Linked DNA regions of Homo sapiens: region 2 is linked to region 1. A link is a loop called in an ENCODE intact Hi-C map of the cell type or tissue named here. Cell type or tissue: HCT116. All regions are shown on one strand. Links, peaks and the distances in the headings refer to the core of each region. The heading gives the core; the rest is flanking DNA.

Evidence for each region. Peaks named below come from ENCODE experiments on the same cell type or tissue, not always from the same donor. Only the 100,000 strongest peaks of a DNase experiment are listed, where the experiment ranks them.
Region 2: it touches region 1 in a loop (6-fold over the local background); 2 of 110 quality-filtered maps call a loop at or near these places.

Annotation. Positions count from the first base shown.
Region 1 is chr9:77,059,903-77,068,655 of GRCh38, forward strand. No RefSeq gene overlaps it. Among named protein-coding and RNA genes, the nearest start is that of FOXB2, 45 kb to the left of the region's middle. RefSeq lists a silencer at 4,118-4,318. In HCT116, for the core only: no CTCF peak of the experiment used is centred there; a DNase peak (open chromatin) is centred at 4,269.
Region 2 is chr9:77,007,877-77,016,629 of GRCh38, forward strand. No RefSeq gene overlaps it. Among named protein-coding and RNA genes, the nearest start is that of FOXB2, 7.4 kb to the right of the region's middle. RefSeq lists enhancers at 3,830-4,330, 4,331-4,831, 6,313-6,826. In HCT116, for the core only: CTCF peaks have their summits at 4,213 (motif pointing left) and 4,412; a DNase peak (open chromatin) is centred at 4,205; H3K4me3 peaks cover 919 bases.

The DNA.
Region 1 (8,753 bases), core at 2,357-7,356:
TTCTCCCATTCTGTGTCATATCTTACATTCTTTTGACAGAGTCTTTTGCAGAGCAAAAGTTTTTAATTTTAATGAAGTTCAACCTATAAGTTACTTCTGTTATGGATGGTGCCTTTGATATTGTATTGAAAAACTCACTTAGATTTTCTCTTATGTTATATTCTAAAAGTTTTATGGTTTTTCATTTTGCATTTGTGTGTATGATTCATTTTGAGTTCATTTTTGAGAAAGGTATAAAGTCTGTGCCTGGATTAATTTTTTTTTTTTTTAATTGATCATTCTTGGGTGTTTCTCGCAGAGGGGGATTTGGCAGGGTCATAGGACAATAGCGGAGGGAAGGTCAGCAGATAAACAAGTGAACAAAGGTCTCTGGTTTTCCCAGGCAGAGGACCCTGCGGCCTTCCGCAATGTTTGTGTCCCTGGGTACTTGAGATTAGGGAGTGGTGATGACTCTTAATGAGCATGCTGCCTTCAAGCATCTGTTTAACAAAGCACATCTTGTACCGCCCTTAATCCATTCAACCCTGAGTGGACACAGCACATGTTTCAGAGAGCACAGGGTTGGGGGTAAGGTCACAGATCAACAGAATCCCAAGGCAGAAGAATTTTTCTTAGTACAGAAGAAAATGAAAAGTCTCCCATGTCTACTTCTTTCTACACAGACACGGCAACCATCCAATTTCTCAATCTTTTCCCCACCTTTCCCCCATTTCTATTCCACAAAACCGCCATTGTCATCATGGCCCGTTCTCAATGAGCTGTGGGGCACACCTCCCAGACGGGGTGGTGGCCGGGCAGAGGGGCTCCTCACTTCCCAGTAGGGGCGGCCGGGCAGAGGCGCCCCTCACCTCCCGGACGGGGCGGCTGGCCGGGCGGGGGGCTGACCCCCACCTCCATCCCGGACGGGGTGGCTGCCGGGCGGAGAAGCTCCTCACTTCCCAGACGGGGTGGCTGCCGGGCGGAGGGTCTCCTCACTTCTCAGATGGGGCGGCCAGGCAGAGACGCTCCTCACCTCCCAAACGGGGTAGCGGCCGGGCAGAGGCGCTCCTCACATCCCAGACGGGGCGGCGGGGCAGAGGCACTCCCCACATCTCAGACAATGGGCGGCCGGGCAGAGACGCTCCTCACTTCCTAGATGGGATGGCGGCAGGGAAGAGGCGCTCCTCACTTCCTAGATGGGATGGCGGCCGGGCAGAGACGCTCCTCACTTTCCAGACTGGGCAGCCAGGCAGAGGGGCTCCTCACATCCCAGACGATGGGTGGCCAGGCAGAGACGCTCCTCACTTCCCAGATGGGGTGGCGGCTGGGCAGAGGCTGCAATCTCAGCACTTTGGGAGGCCAAGGCAGGCGGCTGGGAGGTGGAGGTTGTAGCGGGCCGAGATCACACCACTGCACTCCATCCTGGGCACCATTGAGCACTGAGTGAACGAGACTCCGTCTGCCATCCCGGCACCTCGGGAGGCCGAGGCTGGCGGATCACTCGCGGTTAGGAGCTGGAGACCAGCCTGGCCAACACAGCAAAACCCCGTCTCCACCAAAAAAATACGAAAACCAGTCAGGAGTGGCGGCGCGCGCCTACAATCGCAGGCACTCGGCAGGCTGAGGCAGGAGAATCAGGCAGGGAGGTTGCAGTGAGCCGAGATGGCAGCAGTACAGTCCAGCTTCGGCTCAGCATCAGAGGGAGACCGTGGAAAGAGCGGGAGAGGGAGACCGTGGGGAGAGGGAGAGGGAGAGGGAGAGTGATATTCTTTAAAAATGGTGTTGGATTAATTTTTTTAAAATTAAAAAAGGCCCAATGATATTGTTCCAGTATCATTTTGTTGAGAAGACTATCTTTTCTCTATTGCTTTGCCTTTGCTCCTTTGTGAAAGATCAGTTGACTATATTTGTGTGAGTCTATATCTGGTCTCTCTATTCTTCTCCACTGCTCTATTTGTCTGTTCTTTTACTAGTGCCACACTGTTTGATGACTGAAGCTTTATAGTAAACTTCTTTGTTTTGAGACGGAATCTCACTCTGTCGCCCAGGCTGGAGTGCAGTAGCGCTATCTCGGCTCACTGTAACCTCCAACTCCCTGGTTCAAGCGATTCTCCTGCCTCAGCCTCCTGAATAGCTGGAGTAACTGGGATTACAGGTGCGCATCACCATGCCCAGCTAATTTTTGTATTTTTAGTAGAGATGGGGTTTCATCATGTTGGTCAGGCTGATCTAGAGCTCCTGACCTCGTGATCCACCTGCCTTGGCCTCCCAAAGTGCTGGTATTACAATCATGAGCCACCGTGCCCGGCCTCTATAGTAAACTTTTTTTTTTTTTCTTGAGATCGAGTCTTGCTTTGTCACCAGGCTGGAGTGCAGTGGCGTGATCTCAGTTCACTGCAACCTCCACCTCCCGGGTTCAAGCAATTCTCCTGCCTCAGCCTCCCAAGTAGCTGGGACTACAGTCACGTGCCACCATGCCCAGCTAATTTTTGTATTTTTAGTAAAGACAAGGTTTCACCATGTTGGCCAGGATGGTCTCGATCTCTTGATCTCATGATCTGCATGCCTCAGCCTCCCAAAGTGCTGGATTACAGGCGTGTGCCACCGCGCCCAGCCTATAGTAAACTTTGAAGTTGGAAAGTATTTATCCTCTGGCTTTTTTTTAGTCTTCTGACTTTGTTCTTCTCATTCAACATTTTGTTGCCTATTCTGGATCTTCTGCATCTCGTATAACCTTTAGAATCAATCAGTTTATTAACATTCACAAAATAACTTGCTGGAATTTTGATTAAAATTGTGTTGAATCTATTGATCACATGGGGAAGAACTGACATTTTAACAATATTGAGTCTTCCTCTCCATGAGTGTGAAATATGTCTTCATTAATTTAGTTCTTTGTTTTTTTTTACTATCAGAGTTTTGTATATAGAACTTGTACATAGTTTGTTAAAGTTATATCTATGTCAACTCTTGAACAATGAGGGGATTAGGGGTGCTGACCCCGCAATGGAGTTGAAGATCCAAGTGTAACTTTTGACTCCCCAAAAACTTAACCACTAATAGCCTACAGTTGACCAGAAGCTATACTGATAACATATGCAGTAAATTAACACATATTTTGTATATATATCAAACTATGTACATGTTGTATATAGTTGACACTTGAGCAACATGGCTTTGAAGAATGTGGGTCCACTTATACAAAGATTTTTTTCTTTTCTTTTCTTGTTTTTGTTTTTTGAGATGGACTCTCGCTCTTGTAGCCCAGGCTGGAGTGCAATGGCATGATCTCAGCTCACTGTAACCTCCACTTCCCAGGCTCAAGTGATTCTCCTGCCTCAGCCTCCTGAGTAGCTGGGATTACAGGTGCCCACCACCATGCCTGGTTAATTTTTTTTTTTTTTTTTTGTATTTTTAGTAGAGACGGGGTTTCACCACGTTGGCCAGGCTGGTCTCGAACTCCTGACCTCAGGTGATCCTCCTGCCTTGGCCTCCCAAAGTGCTGGGATTACAGGATTACAGGCATGAGCCACTGCACCTGGCCTACAAAGATTTTTCTTCATAAATGTATTGGAAAATTTTTTTGAGATTTGAAACAATTTGAAAAAATTCACGGATGAACTGTGTAGCCTAGAAATAATGAAAAAAATAGGAAATAGGTTTATCATGGATGCATAAAATATATGTAGATACCAGTCTATGTTATCGTTTACTACCATGAAATAAACAAAAGCCTTTAATAAAAAGGTAAAATTTATCAAAGTTTATGCACACAAGCACTTACAGACCACACGTGGCACCATTCACAGTCAACAGAATGTAAACAAATATAAAGATGAGGTATTAAATCATAACCTTATAAAATACACTGTAGTACATACTGCACTGTAATAATTTTGTAACCACCTCCTCAAGCTATTGTGATGAGGTCAAGTATTTCGAGTATCTGCTTAAAACACCGTGTGATGCTAACTAATCATCTCCACATGAGCAGTTCATCTCTCTAGTACATTTTGCATCACCGTAAAAGTGATTTCTTGCAGATCTCACATATTTGTTCATCATGTTTAGTGCAATACTGTAAACCTTGAATAACACTATGGGAGCCACACATAGTGCCACTAGTGATGTTGGAAGTACTCCCAATAAGCAAAGAAAAGTCATGACACTGCAAGAAAATGTTCATTGCTTGATATGTACTGCAGATTGAGGTCTGCAGCTGTGGTTGCCTGCCATTTCAGACAGATGATTCATCTTGTAAATAGACCACATAGGCTGGGCGCTGTGGCTCATCCCTGTAATCTCAGCACTTCAGGAGGCTGAGGCGGGTGGATCACTTGAGGCCAAGAATTTGAGACCAGCCTGGCCAATGTGGCAAAACCCTGTCTCTAGTAAAAATACAAAAATTAGCCAGGAGTAATGGGCTACACTTGTAGTCCCAGCTACTCAGGAGACTGAGGCAGGAGAATCACTTGAACCTGGGTGGTGGAGGTTGCAGTGAGCCAAGATGGTGTCACTGCCTTCCAGCCTGGGCGACAGAGCAAGACTCTGTCTCAAAACAAACAAACAAACAAACAAAAAACCTCATAAACTTACAGTAGCTGTACAGAACTGTAAATGTATTTTCTCTTTATTAAGATTTTTCTGGGCCAGGCATGGTGGCTCATGCCTGTAATCCCAGCAGTTTGGGAGGCTGAGGCAGGCAGATCACTTGAGCCCAGGAGTTTTGCCACCAGCCTGGGCAATATAGTAAGACTCCATCTCTACAGAAAATACAAAAGTTAGCCAGGCAAGGTGGTGTGCACCTGTAGTCCCAGCTACTCGGGAGGGAGGTTGATGTGGGAGGGTCCCTTGAGCCCAAGAGTTTGAGGCTGCAGTCAATCGACATCATGCCACTGCACTCCAGCCTAAGTGAGAGTGAGTATGGACAACTATGTAGAAATACGTTTTTTTCTTAACAACATTTTCTTTTCTCTAGCTTACTTTATTGTAAGCATAGTATATAACTTATATAACATACAAAATATTTCCTGGAGCTCAGAAAACAATACCCCAAAATGAAGGTCTCAGCAGCAGCCTCAGAAGCAAAAGTTTTTCTCTGACCATCTCCTGCTCCCCTGTCTCTCAGGCCCATTCTCTCCTGAGGCTAGCCGTAGAAACTAGAATCCCTCTTCCCCGGGCAGGTCTTAGAAACCAGAACTCCTTTTCCTGAAAGCCAGCCATAAAACCTAAAAATATTCTATGTAAAAACTAGCCATAAAGAAATCACCTGAGGGACCTTGTTTGACTGGAGGTCATGAAACCCCCATTCCAGAGAGGGCCCTGCCCCATACTCAGAAGGCGGGAACTCATGCTCAGAGAGGGCAAGAAGAATCCGGGCAGACAGGCCTTGCTGTCTATTAACATTAGATCAGACCCTTTTTGTCCACTTATATTTCTACATAGCTGTCCATACTTTGTTGAACCTAAACATAAAAATGGACGATTTCCCCTGTATCTTTGGGTCTTCATTCTGAAGGCTCCTATGTACACATGTTAAATAAATGTGTATGCTGGCTGGGTGTGGTGGCTCACACCTGTAATCCCAGCACTTTGGGAGGCTGAGGCAGGCGGATCGTGAGGTCAGGAGATCGAGACCAGCCTGGCTAACATGGTGAAACCCGTCTCTACTAAAAATACAAAAAATTAGCCAGGCAAGGTGGCACACGCCTGTAGTCCCAGCTGCTTGAGAGGCTGAGGCAGGAAAATCGCTTGAACCCAGGAGGCGGAGGTTGCAGTGAACTAAGTTCGCGCCACTGCACTCCAGCCTGGGTGACAGATGAGACCCTGTCTCAAAAAAAAAAAAAAAGTGTATGTCTTTTCTCCTATTAATCAATCTGCCTCATGTCAGTGATTTTTAGCACACCTTTAGGTGTTAATTGCCTGCTTATATTATCAGTATGGCTTCCAATCAACAGTAGGCTATTTGTAGGTAAGTTTTTGGGGAGCCAAAAGTTATACTTGGATTTTCTAATGTGTGGAGGGTCATGTCCCTGAATTATTCAAGGGTCAACTGTACTGTACTCCTCCCATAAAATAAGCTAGAGAAAAGAAAATGTTATTAAAACAATCAAAAGGAAGAGAAAATATATTTACTATTTATCAAGTGGAAGTGGATCATCATGAAAGTCATCTTCATGTTCTTTATGTCAAGTAGGCTGAAGAGATAGATGAAGAGGAGGGTTTGGTGTTTCTATCTCGGGGGTATCAGAAGCAGAAGAAAATTCTCAAACAAGTAGACCTGACAAGTTCAAACCTATGCTGTTTAAGGGTCAACTTTATTTCATTTTGGGGGATGTTGATGTAAATGGTATTGTGTTTTTAATTTCAAATTCTACTTGTTCATTGCCGGTATATAGGAAAGTAATTGACTTTTGTATATTATGCTTCTATCCTGCACCCTTGCTGTAACATGTATTAGCTCTAGGAGTATTTTTGCTAATTCTTTTGGATGATCTGCCTAGACAATCATGTCATCCAAGAACAAAGATAGTTTCATTTCTTCCTTCTAATTTATATATATTTTTTTATTTCCTCTTCTTGCCTTTTGCATTAGCTGTATTTTTTTGTAGATGTTTATTATCAGATTTTTAAAAAGTCCTCTATTCCTAGTTTGCTGAGAGTTCTTATTACAAATGTGGGTTGAATTTTGTCAAATGCTTTGTCAGCATCTATTGATATAATCATGTGATTTTTCTTTTTTGCCCTGTTGATGTGATGGATTATATTAATTGATTTTCTAATGTTGAATCAGCCTTGCATACCTGAAATAAAAGTCATTTCATTGTGATGTATAATTTTTTTTACTCGTTGAATTTGATTTGCTCAATTTTTTTAGGATTTTTTTCATCTATGTTCATGAGAGATATTGGTCTGTAGCTTTCTTTTCTTGTAATTTTTTTTGTTTGGTATTAGGGTAATGATTGCCTCGTAGAATAAGTTTGAAAGTATTCCTTCTGATTCTATCTTCTGAAGGAACTTGTAGAGAATTGGCACAATTTCTTCCTTAAATATTTGAGAGAATTTACTGATAATCGATTTGGGACTGTTGATTTCTGTCTTGGAAGGTTATTAATATGATAGACATAGGTCTGATATAGTTTGGCTGTGTCCCCACCCAAATCTCATCTTGAATTGTAGCTCCCATAATTCCCACGAGTTGCTGAAGGGACCTGGTGAGAGATAATTGAATCATGGGGACAGTTTCCCCCATACTGTTCTCATGGTAGTGAATAAGTCTCATGAGATCTGATGGTTTTATAAGGGCTAACCCCTTTTGCTTGGTTCTCATCCTGTCCTGTCTGCCACCATGCAAGATGTGCCTTTCACCTTCTGCTATGATTGTGAGGCCTCCTGAGCCACGTGGAACTGCAAGCCCATTCAACCTCTTTTTCTTTATAAATTACCCAGTCTTGGATATGTCTTTATCAGCAGCATGAAAACAGACTAATACAAGGTCTTTAATAGATATTTCTTTAATAGATGTGGGTTTATTCGGATTGTTTATTCCTTCTTGTGTGAGTTTTGGCAGATTATGTCTTTCAAAAAAACTGATCATTTTACCTAGCTCATCAAATTTGTGGGCATAGAGTTGTTCATAGTATTTTTTTAATCATCCTTTAAATATCTATAGGATCTGTAGTAATATTCCTTCTTTCATTTCTGATACTAGTAATTTGCGTCTTGTCTCTATCTCTCTATTTTGTTTTTTTGTTATCCTGGCTAGAGGCTTGTCAATTTTATTGATCTCTTAATAGAAACTGGTTTTTAATTTTATTGATTTTTCTCTATCAATTTCCTGGTTTAAATTTTATTGATTTCTACCCTAATTTGTATTATTTATTTTCTTCTGCCTACTTTGAATTTAATTTGTTCTTTTTCTGGTTTCCTAAGGTGGAATCTTAGATTATTTATTTTACATCTTACTTCTTTTATTTAAAATTTTTTTTAATAAATAGAGGTGGGGTCTCACTGTGTTGCTCAGGCTAGTCTCAAACTCATCCCACCTTGGACTCCCACCTTGGCCTCCCAAAGTTCCAGGATTGCAGGTGTGGACCGCCATGACTGGCCTTCTTTTTAAATATATATATTCAACTGGGCCTAGTGGCTCATGCCTATAATCCCAGCACTTTGGGAGGCTGAGGCAGGTGGATCACCTGAGGTAAGGAGTTTGAGACCAGCCTGGCCAACACAGTGAAACCTGATCTCTACTAAAAATACAAAAATTAACCAGCTACTTGGGAGGCTGAGGCAGAAGAATTGCTTGAATCGGGGAGGCAGAGGTTGCAGTGAGCCAAAATCATGCCACTGCACTCCAGCCCGAGTGACAGAGGAGGGCTCCATCTCAAAAAATAAAATAAAATAAAATGAATATATATACTCAATGCTGTAAGTTTTCCTTTAAGCAGCATTTCACTGCATCCCACAAATTTTGTTGTTTTATTTTTATTTTCACTTAGTTAAATTTTTTAAAATTTCTCTTGAGAGTTTTTTTTTTTTTTTTTTTTTTTTTTGGAGATGGGGTTTCACTCTTGTTGCCCAGGCTGGAGTGCAATGGTGCGATCTTTGCTCACTGCAATCTCTGCCTCGCAGGTTCAAGCAATTCTCCTGCCTCAGCCTCCCGAGTAGCTGGGATTACAGGCGTGTGCCACCACACCCGGCTAATTTTTTGTATTTTTAGTAGAAACGGGGTTTCACCATGTTAGCCAGGCTGGTCTTGAACTCCTGACCTCATG
Region 2 (8,753 bases), core at 1,163-6,162, 53 kb before region 1:
TTGGGCTTGTATTTTGCCCCGTATTTTTATTTTAGTTTTCTAATCTTTCATTTTTATTGTGTTTTACAAACATCTCAATCTGCAACAGATTGCTTTTTTTTTTCAAAGCTGGTTCTTTTTCAAAGATGGTTTGGGAAGCACTGATTTAACTGTACTAACTACTGTGGCAAACAAAAATTGGATAAAAAATGATCCCTGCTTTCATAAAGTTTGCATATTAATAAGAAAGGCAGGTTGTGATTGTTGCATAATTGAAGTGTAAACAACATGTTCTAGACACTTAGAGGAAAAAGATGATTCTACAAGGAAAGGTAACAGAAGGCTTTGTGGAGGAGGCAATTGTTGAATGAGGTCTTATTTGATGAATGAGTAGAGTTTGGGGAGGTAAAAATAGAAGAGGATACACATTTCAGAAAGAGTGAACAATGGGAGTGAAGTCAGGGGGGAAAATGCGGCTATGTATTCGGAAGAGCATGCAACTGACCTCCTTTGGTAGGAGCAGAGGGAATGTGATAAATCTAGAAGGATAGACCCAGAGGCCCAATTGTAGAAGGCTTTTTGAATGTGAAGCTAAGAGGTGTGCACTTGCCTAAGGTCATCTCCAAACTGCTATTGAAAATTTCTGAGCAGAGAAGTGGTGGTGTTCTTACAGTTGTGCTTCTGACAGAGGAATTCGAGGGGAGAAAAACTGGAGAATTAGATGAGGAAGGATACTCCAGATTCTTCAGGTACAACCTGATAGATTCAAGTCATCTTAAGACCCTGCCAACTGAGATTTTTAAAAGTACACTTTTAACCTTTCCAAAGTAGTGATCAACAAGTGAAAATACAACAGCAATTTACCCCAGAAATCTCCTGAGTAAGTGACAGGTTGCTAACATTTATGATGCATTCGCCGTGTGCATTTTAGGTCCAGTATCTCATGTAATCATCAAAATCACTCTATTTCAGGTTCTATCATCCCCATTTTACATATGAGTAATTTGAGGCTATAAAAGTTAGGTCCCATACCCAAGGTCACTCACTAAATAATAAGAGCCTAGGGCCAGGCTCGGTGGCTCACGCCTGTAATCCCAGCACTTTGGGAGGCTGAGGTGGGTGGATCACAAGGTCAGGAGTTCAAGACTGAAGCCTGGCCAAGATGGTGAAACCCCGACTCTAGTAAAAATACAAAAATTAGCCAGGGGTGGTGGTGGGTGCCTGTAATCTCAGCTACTCGGGAGGCTGAGGCAGGAGACTCTCTTGAACCCAGGAGGTGGAGGTTGCAGTGAGTCGAGATCATGCCATTGCACCTAGCCTGAGCAACAAGAACAAGCTTCTGTCTCAAAAAAAAAAAAAAAAAAAAAGCACCTAAAATTAACCAAATCAGTCTGATGCCAAAGTCCATTTTGGCACTATTGGATGCCAAACAAAAAGTAATCACTCAAACATGTTAGGCTTTCCCTGCATAAAGGATGATTTAGAAGACAATTAAAATCCATACCAGCTATCTACTTGAACCTTATGAAGCCCATTCTTTGGGAATGTCTGGGATTTTATCTGTTTTTCCATCTGAAAGATGAGACTACAATGAACAATAGGAAGATGATTTTTCTTTAGTAAGAGCTGAGGATATTTTTATATCTATAAACTCTTGAATATTCTTGCTTCACAAAAGGACCAGCACAAGTTGCGCTAAAAAAAAAAAAAAAAAAAAAAAAAAAACTTAGCCAGGCACAGTGGCTCACGCCTATAATCCCAGCACTTTGGGAGGTCAAGGCAGGCAGATCACTAGGTCAGGAGTTCAAGACCAGCCTGGTCAACACGGTGAAACTCTGTCTCTACTAAAAACACAAAAATTAGCTGGGTTTGGTGGTGTGTGTCTATAATCCCAGCTACTCAGGAGGCTGAGGCAGGAGAATCGCTTGAACCAGGGAGGTGGAGGTTGCAGTGAGCCAAGATCACACCACTGCACTCCAGCCTGGATGACAAAGCGAGACTCCATCTCAAAAAAAAAAAAAAAAAAATCTTATCAATATAACAAAGCAAATATATGACTGCCTATCCAGAAGTACAAGTTACAATGGCAAGTCTGCACTTGAATAAATGGTGGCAATAAAAGGTGAAAAACAAACACTATAAAGTTTATTGATTTGCCTAGTTGGAAAGGAGAAGCTAATGGAACAGAAACTACTGATCATAGCACCATTATTCTCTAGAAATGTGAGCAATTTCAAAGACACTATTTTTATCTTGAAAAAGATTCTAATTTAATTGTCTTCCATACTATAAATACAATTATATATCTGTTGTTTGAGAATATTAGAAAAAAACCTTTAATTAAAACAATGCACATGATTGAGATAGAAATTCTAATAGAGGCACTTCTCTTTGAGCACGTGACTTAGGAACTTACTGACAGTTGTATCCTCCAGTGCCAGCCCCTGAGAAGCTCCGAGGAAGAGCAGTATTTAGTTTCTCGTAACTGTTTCCTAAGCGTAAATAGAAATGTCTAATTATGTTGCAGTCTCCTTCATCTACTCTCCTTGCCAATCTCTTTGGCACACAATCCCAGCCTCGATATTCTAACTAGTGTTCAGATTCCCAGGCTAGCTCACATGAGTAGCCAGATTCAAACTGTAGCAGAAATAAGATTCAAGAAAAAATAGTATAGGAAAAAGAATGGGAGACAGGACAATGTATGTTCTGGTTATCTACTGCTGTGTAATAAATCACACCTAAACATAATGCCTGAACAGCAATGGTTTGTTAGCCCATGCGTTTCTGTAGATTGACTGAGCTCAGCAGGGAGGTTATTGACTAAGGTCTCTCATGCAGTTGCAGTCAGGTAGAACTGAGGCTGAAATTATCTAGAAGTTAACTGGACTGGACATCCAGGACAGTTCCTTTACTCACCACATATGACATCTCACTTGGGATGGTTGGCAGAGCTGGTGGCTGATCAGGCATCTCTCTCTCTCCAAGAGTGCGCGCTCTCTCTCTCTCTCCCCCGCCAAGCTCTCTCTCTCTCTCTCCTTGGCTAAACTGGATTTCCTCACAGTGTGAGCCGTAGGACTTCTTACCTGTTGGCTGGCACTGCCCCCCCACCCCCCAATCCCCACCACCACCCCAGAGTGTGTGTTTTAAAAGGGCAAGGCAAAAGCTGCAAGGGTCCTTCTGATTTGGCTTGAAATCATACTGCACCACTTCTGCCACATGCTACTTGTTCCCATGGGACTGGGTCAGATTTAATATGAGAAGAAACTGCACAAGGGCATGAATTCCAGAAGGCATGGTCCAATATGGGGGTGGGAGCCAGTATCTTTGGAGACTAGCAACAGAAGGGGATAAGAAAAGGACCTTTTAGGGTTGTGATCAGTCTCAAAGGAGAAATTCAAATTTTTAGATACATTACTGGTTTAACAGGACTTAAAGCGGAACAGTACCAACTAGCTGGGATCCTATCTACCAGTTACAGTATTATTCCTAGGGGAAATTTCACTTTGAGTGAAATACATAGTGGTTTTAAAACAAAGTATTTTTAACACAACCAATTTATGAGTGTGGGATTGGGAATCTGCTGATCATAAACTTACTATCCACCAAACTAGGCATCTCTTGAAAGTAAAACCTTTCTGTTTCTCCAACATCCAGTTGTCTGTCATTCTGATTTATTTTACTTCAGAGTTATGAATGATCACTATGAATACAAAATACTTAAAAGAATATAAAAACAAAATTTTTGAACCATATGATTCTATATAACTTGAATCTCCCACTTATATCGTTGAAAGGCTTCTTAACAACATAGAAAATTCTATATTTCTATTGTCAATAATTATCAATACACACGTGGGGCTGGCATTAAATAATGACTACGGATTCCTTTCAAGGAAGTTTTTGTTTCTTTTGGAAAAGCACCTCTATATTTGTAGGTGCAACTTCGAAGTTCACAACTTCCAAGAGGAAATTTGGGATGTATTTCAAGTACCGTTTGATTTGATGTTGTCTAAAGTTATCTATGAAAAGCATTACAGATGGTTGGCACAAATCAAGGTAGATTGGGGTTTTCACACAGAAGGGAAACCAGTGAACCATAGCCTGGCATTTCTAGAAGTGCCGCTACCCCAGGAAACTCACATCTCTCCACCTCCATCGCTGTGCGGAGAAAACCCGCACCGAAGGCGGCTTCCTCTCTAAGGCGGCGACCAGGGGAGACAGCGCCCCCTGCTGACTAAAATCACGCAGGCCTCGTTGCCAAAGTGCAGCGGGCGCAGCGGGCGCAGCGGTCTCCCGGCTTCCCTCCCGGCGCCCGCAGCCTGCCTAAAGCCTTTCTGGAAACTCGTGTTTTCAGCCTCAGCCTGGCAGACTGCGGAGGGCGGGCCAGGAAGAGTCAAGGAGCCGGGGGTCTCAGACTTTGCTCACCCCTTGGAAATCACCTTCTCGACCCGCTAGCCTAGGCCGAGACACAGTCTGTATTCTGAAAGCCGCCAGTCCCACCAGGGGAGGAGAAACCCAAAACAGAAGGAGCAGGGCCCCACGGCTGGGCTCGTGACGAAGCATTTAATGACCTTTTTAAGGAAACGAGGGAGGAGGTGAGGAGGCCAACAGCCGCTTAGGAGAGCCCGAAACGAGCAGGCTGGAGGAGTTAGGTTGAAGAGAGGTGTCAAATTAATTTCCACCAATTGTGTGTGAAATCGTTGCCGAAGTCTACTTTGGGATACCCAGAGATAACTTCGTTACGGGCACCCTGCTGACTTAGGAAAATAAGCCTTACTACCCAGTCAGGCATTTAATGTGGATGTTAAATCATTTGTGATTACTAATGTCTGAGTACTTTGTCATTGCCAGGCCCTCATTTTCCATCAGAGCAGTCCTAATTGATTTAAATGGTCTGTTTCGCCTTGGTGCACGCATGATCACATCGTAAGTGGTCTTTAGGACTATTTTAATTGCCAAGGATGTTTTTCCTTAAGAAAATCTCTGCCCAGAGCAGAACAAATTATTATTGCAATCTACAAATACACAAACATTGTTTTTCTCCCCTCTCTGCATATTTTGTTACAGCAGCCTCTCTCTTGTGTTTTTTGGGGGGAGGGAGATTCCAGTCTTAATTTATGCAAAATTAATTGATATATCTTTTATAATTGATGTGCTGTAAAATTAATGAGTAATTTATGTAATTAGTCAATTAAGGATAATTCCAGCATATGTTCAATATGCCCAGAAGGTGTACTTTACAAGTAGTTATTTGTCCAGGAGTTTGATGCTGAGAAAACTACCTAATTAATTTTTTATGCATATCAGCTTAGTATCTATTTAACAGCTCCCTTTGTGATAGCAGATTTAATATTTATCTTTCTAACATGTCTGAGAGGATGTACAATGGATAGCCTCTTGGTGCCTCTAAGAAGGCCCTTCCAGTTGGATGCCTCCTCACTTTAATTATAAAAGATCTTTGCTCTGATGGATCAACAACATCCGCCCCGCCCCCCCAACTCCACCACCACCACCAGACACACACAGACATGGGCGGGCACCCACGTGCCCAAAGGTGCGGTATGTGATGTCAGGGACGTTATAAATCGCCATCATTAGAAAATGTTTATGTGGAACGAAGAGATCATCTGGACCCACCTCTTTAATATTCTTTACCCCCCTCTCCTTTCCCCGCCGATGACCCTTTAAATGTATCTTAGAGGACTTCAGGGGCTTTCGAAGCATAGTGAGCTAGATCTGTTGGCTAATTAATTGACACTGTTTTGAATATTCATATCTAATATAGCCAGTATGCTCTTAATTACATTGTTGGACTTCTCTCCAAGGAGGCTAAATCACCAAAGACTTAATTAATGTAATGTATTCCAGAACTGGCTGGCTGAAAAGGAAGACAGTTACTGTCAGGAGTTTAACCGCGACACCTGGTTGCTGATGTGCGGAGTCTTTGTTATTAGTCGTCGGAGGGAGCGCAAGAAAGTTATTTAATTTTTAATCGTTGGTTATTTATTTGGTGGTTATGGTTGTCAGTGGCCGCTACCTAAACAGACACGGCCCGTAGGAAAGCTTCTGGATGTTGGCCAAGAGGTGTGAGGCGCGGGTGGACTGTAAAGGGGAAATTGCTCTGCTAGGGTGACACAAACGCTTCCCATCTCCACGCTGATTGCGCGCCCCGGGCCACAGGCAGTGTACACAGCCGCGGTGTTCGAGACGAATCTCGCCTCGAAGAGTGGAGATTTAAAAGTCAGGTTTCTGACTCTGGGCAGCACGTAGGGTCTTTGCGGAGTGAGTTTCGGTCAGACGAGAGCCTGGGGTCAATGTCGAGGTGGAGCGACGCTGGCACGGCAACCCTGAGCCTGCGCGGCCCGGCGCTATCCCCTGGCTCTCCGCTGCTGGCTGGACCCCCTTGTATCCTCCTTCCCTCAAACTCGCACACCTACGGCTCAGACAACCCAGCCAGTCTCGCCCGCGAGCGGAGGTGCTAGAAACTTTGGGGGACGAAAGCTGGGCTGTCTTTCTTGGCCGGTGGCACTGCGAGAGAAAGCCGTGTGCACCCCGCGGCTGACCACTCCAACGCCAGATACATCCACCCGCTCATGTACCGCCGTCGGGCTTCATTTTGTCGAGCTCTTCTTAGGTACAATTAGATTTGGAGGAAGGAAAAGATGATGACTTCTAACAGCAAAAACGATAATAGCATCTTATGTATTTACAATGCTTCACACTTTACAAGGCGTTTTCTGACGCTTGGCACACAGTAGGCTCTTGATAGAGGTTTACTGGATCAAAGTATTCCAGCAGTCACTCTCAAAATCCCACGTCTCAGAATCGCACTTTTAAGGCAACAGGGTCATCGCCACTTTAGAGAAAAGGAAACTGAGGCTCAGAGAAGAGGCAGTCGCACAGCCAGTAGGTGGCGAAGCTGGAGCTCGAGTATCGTCTCCTAAATTCAAGGCCAGTGCTTTTTTTCTCCAAGAAATAAATGCCCCTGACCTCAGGCTTTTCCCTTCTGCCCTCCACCCTCGGGCATTCCGAAAAGTCAAATCGAGCTTATGCACTCAAATCCAAGTAGGGCGGAGCCAAACCTGTGTCCTGGGCGCCTGCCGGGCAAGGCGCGGGGACTGGACGGGTCGGAAACGGGGCAGGGATGCACTTCGCAGAGATGTCAGGTCGGGTTGGTGACGCTGGAGGCGACGGATTCCTAAAACGTTATAAGGGGTTGACGGGTGGCGCTGCTGCCCTGCAGCGTCCCCAGCTGCGCAGCTCCTGAGCTCCCCGCTCCGAGCGCCCAGACCCCCAGCGCCACTCCACCGTCGAGATCACAGCTTCAAACCTCAACTCCTTGGAGCCTTCGAAGGCGCAGTTCTGACTACTGAGTATTTCCTGGAAAGAAAAAGAAGCCCAAAGCGGTGAAATGATGCCTCCAGGGTCATCCAGGCCTGGACTCGAGCTGGAAGCCACGTTTCCGAGTCCTGGGGCTGGCTTTCTCCTACCCTCTTCAAATCCACTTTAGGAGTTTCGTCTGGGAAAAGTATGCGCCGAGAAGTCAGCCGAAGGTCAGGCAAGTGCCAGGCTAGCGTGACCAGGAAGGCTCCTGGGAGGACCCCAAACGTAACTAACCCAGGCAACCTTCCGCACGTCAGCTAAGTCAGTGCGTAAAGGGAGAACCCATGGAAATTGAGATGTGCGCCTAAACCTTTGCCTTTTTTCTAGCGCTGTACGTCGTCCTAGCCCTATCGGTAACTTGTGTTCCTCCTCGCCCTGGGCACAGCTGTCCGCAGAAGCCGTGGGAAGGCCTGGCCTAGATCCAGCCCAAGGAGCGCGTGAGACCCTCCAGGGGCTGGGGGCATGGAGGAGAAAGAATGAATAAATAACCGCTCCTAAAGTTCCACATCTTTTTTTACTCCCCTCCATAGAGCCAATTAAACGCAATAAAAGCTTGCATGGAACCCCTCTTCCTAGCATAGCGTCGCCAACAATTGCCTAAGGGGTAAACCAAATACGCCTGAGATAATTACACTAAGCCCGGGGCAATGATTTGCCTGCCAGCGTCCTGAGCGCCAGCCAATATTTGGATAGTGCAGTAGTTGTTTAAAAACAACAAAAAAAAATTACTCGCGGAAACTTGAAACCGACTGGTTGGTGCCAGGGTGGTTACACGATCTGTTTTTCTTGAGAGGGGGTCTGCAGGCAGCTGGAGCGCGCGCGTTCCGGCCCCCGCCGGTGCCACTGAGCGCCTGCAAAACTTGTCGGAATTAACCTCCGGGGAAGTAGGGGAAGAGGAGAGCGCGCCCCCCTCCCCACCGCGGCCCCAGCTCTGCACCCCGGCCCAGTGCCGCGCTTGGAATCCCCCAGGATCCTCCGCGGCGGCCGCAGCCCGCCACTCTCCAAAACAGACACGCGACCCGAGCTCCCTGTCTGCGCTCTAGGCAGCAATTGCGGCCTGGGCCGCCGCGTCCGGCTGTGGCCTAGGTGGTGGGAAGTACTTTCTACCCTCGCCAAGCACAACCTGAATGCGGAAGCGTGAGGCTCGGGGCGCTTCGCTCAGCCTCCGAGACTGTTTTGTCCCAGGTTGCGTGGAACCTGGCTCGCCGAGGCCGAAGACACTGGCCAAGCCCCTGGCGTCCCCTGGCGCTGAACCTGAGGTTGTGGCGGCGGGTCTGCGGGCTGTAGCGAGCTCACCCAGTGAGGGCCTGGCTCATTTTTTGTGCTCAGGGTTCGCGTTATGCGCCCAAGATTTGTCCCGGGAGTCCCTGAAGGGCCCCTCCCCTCGATCG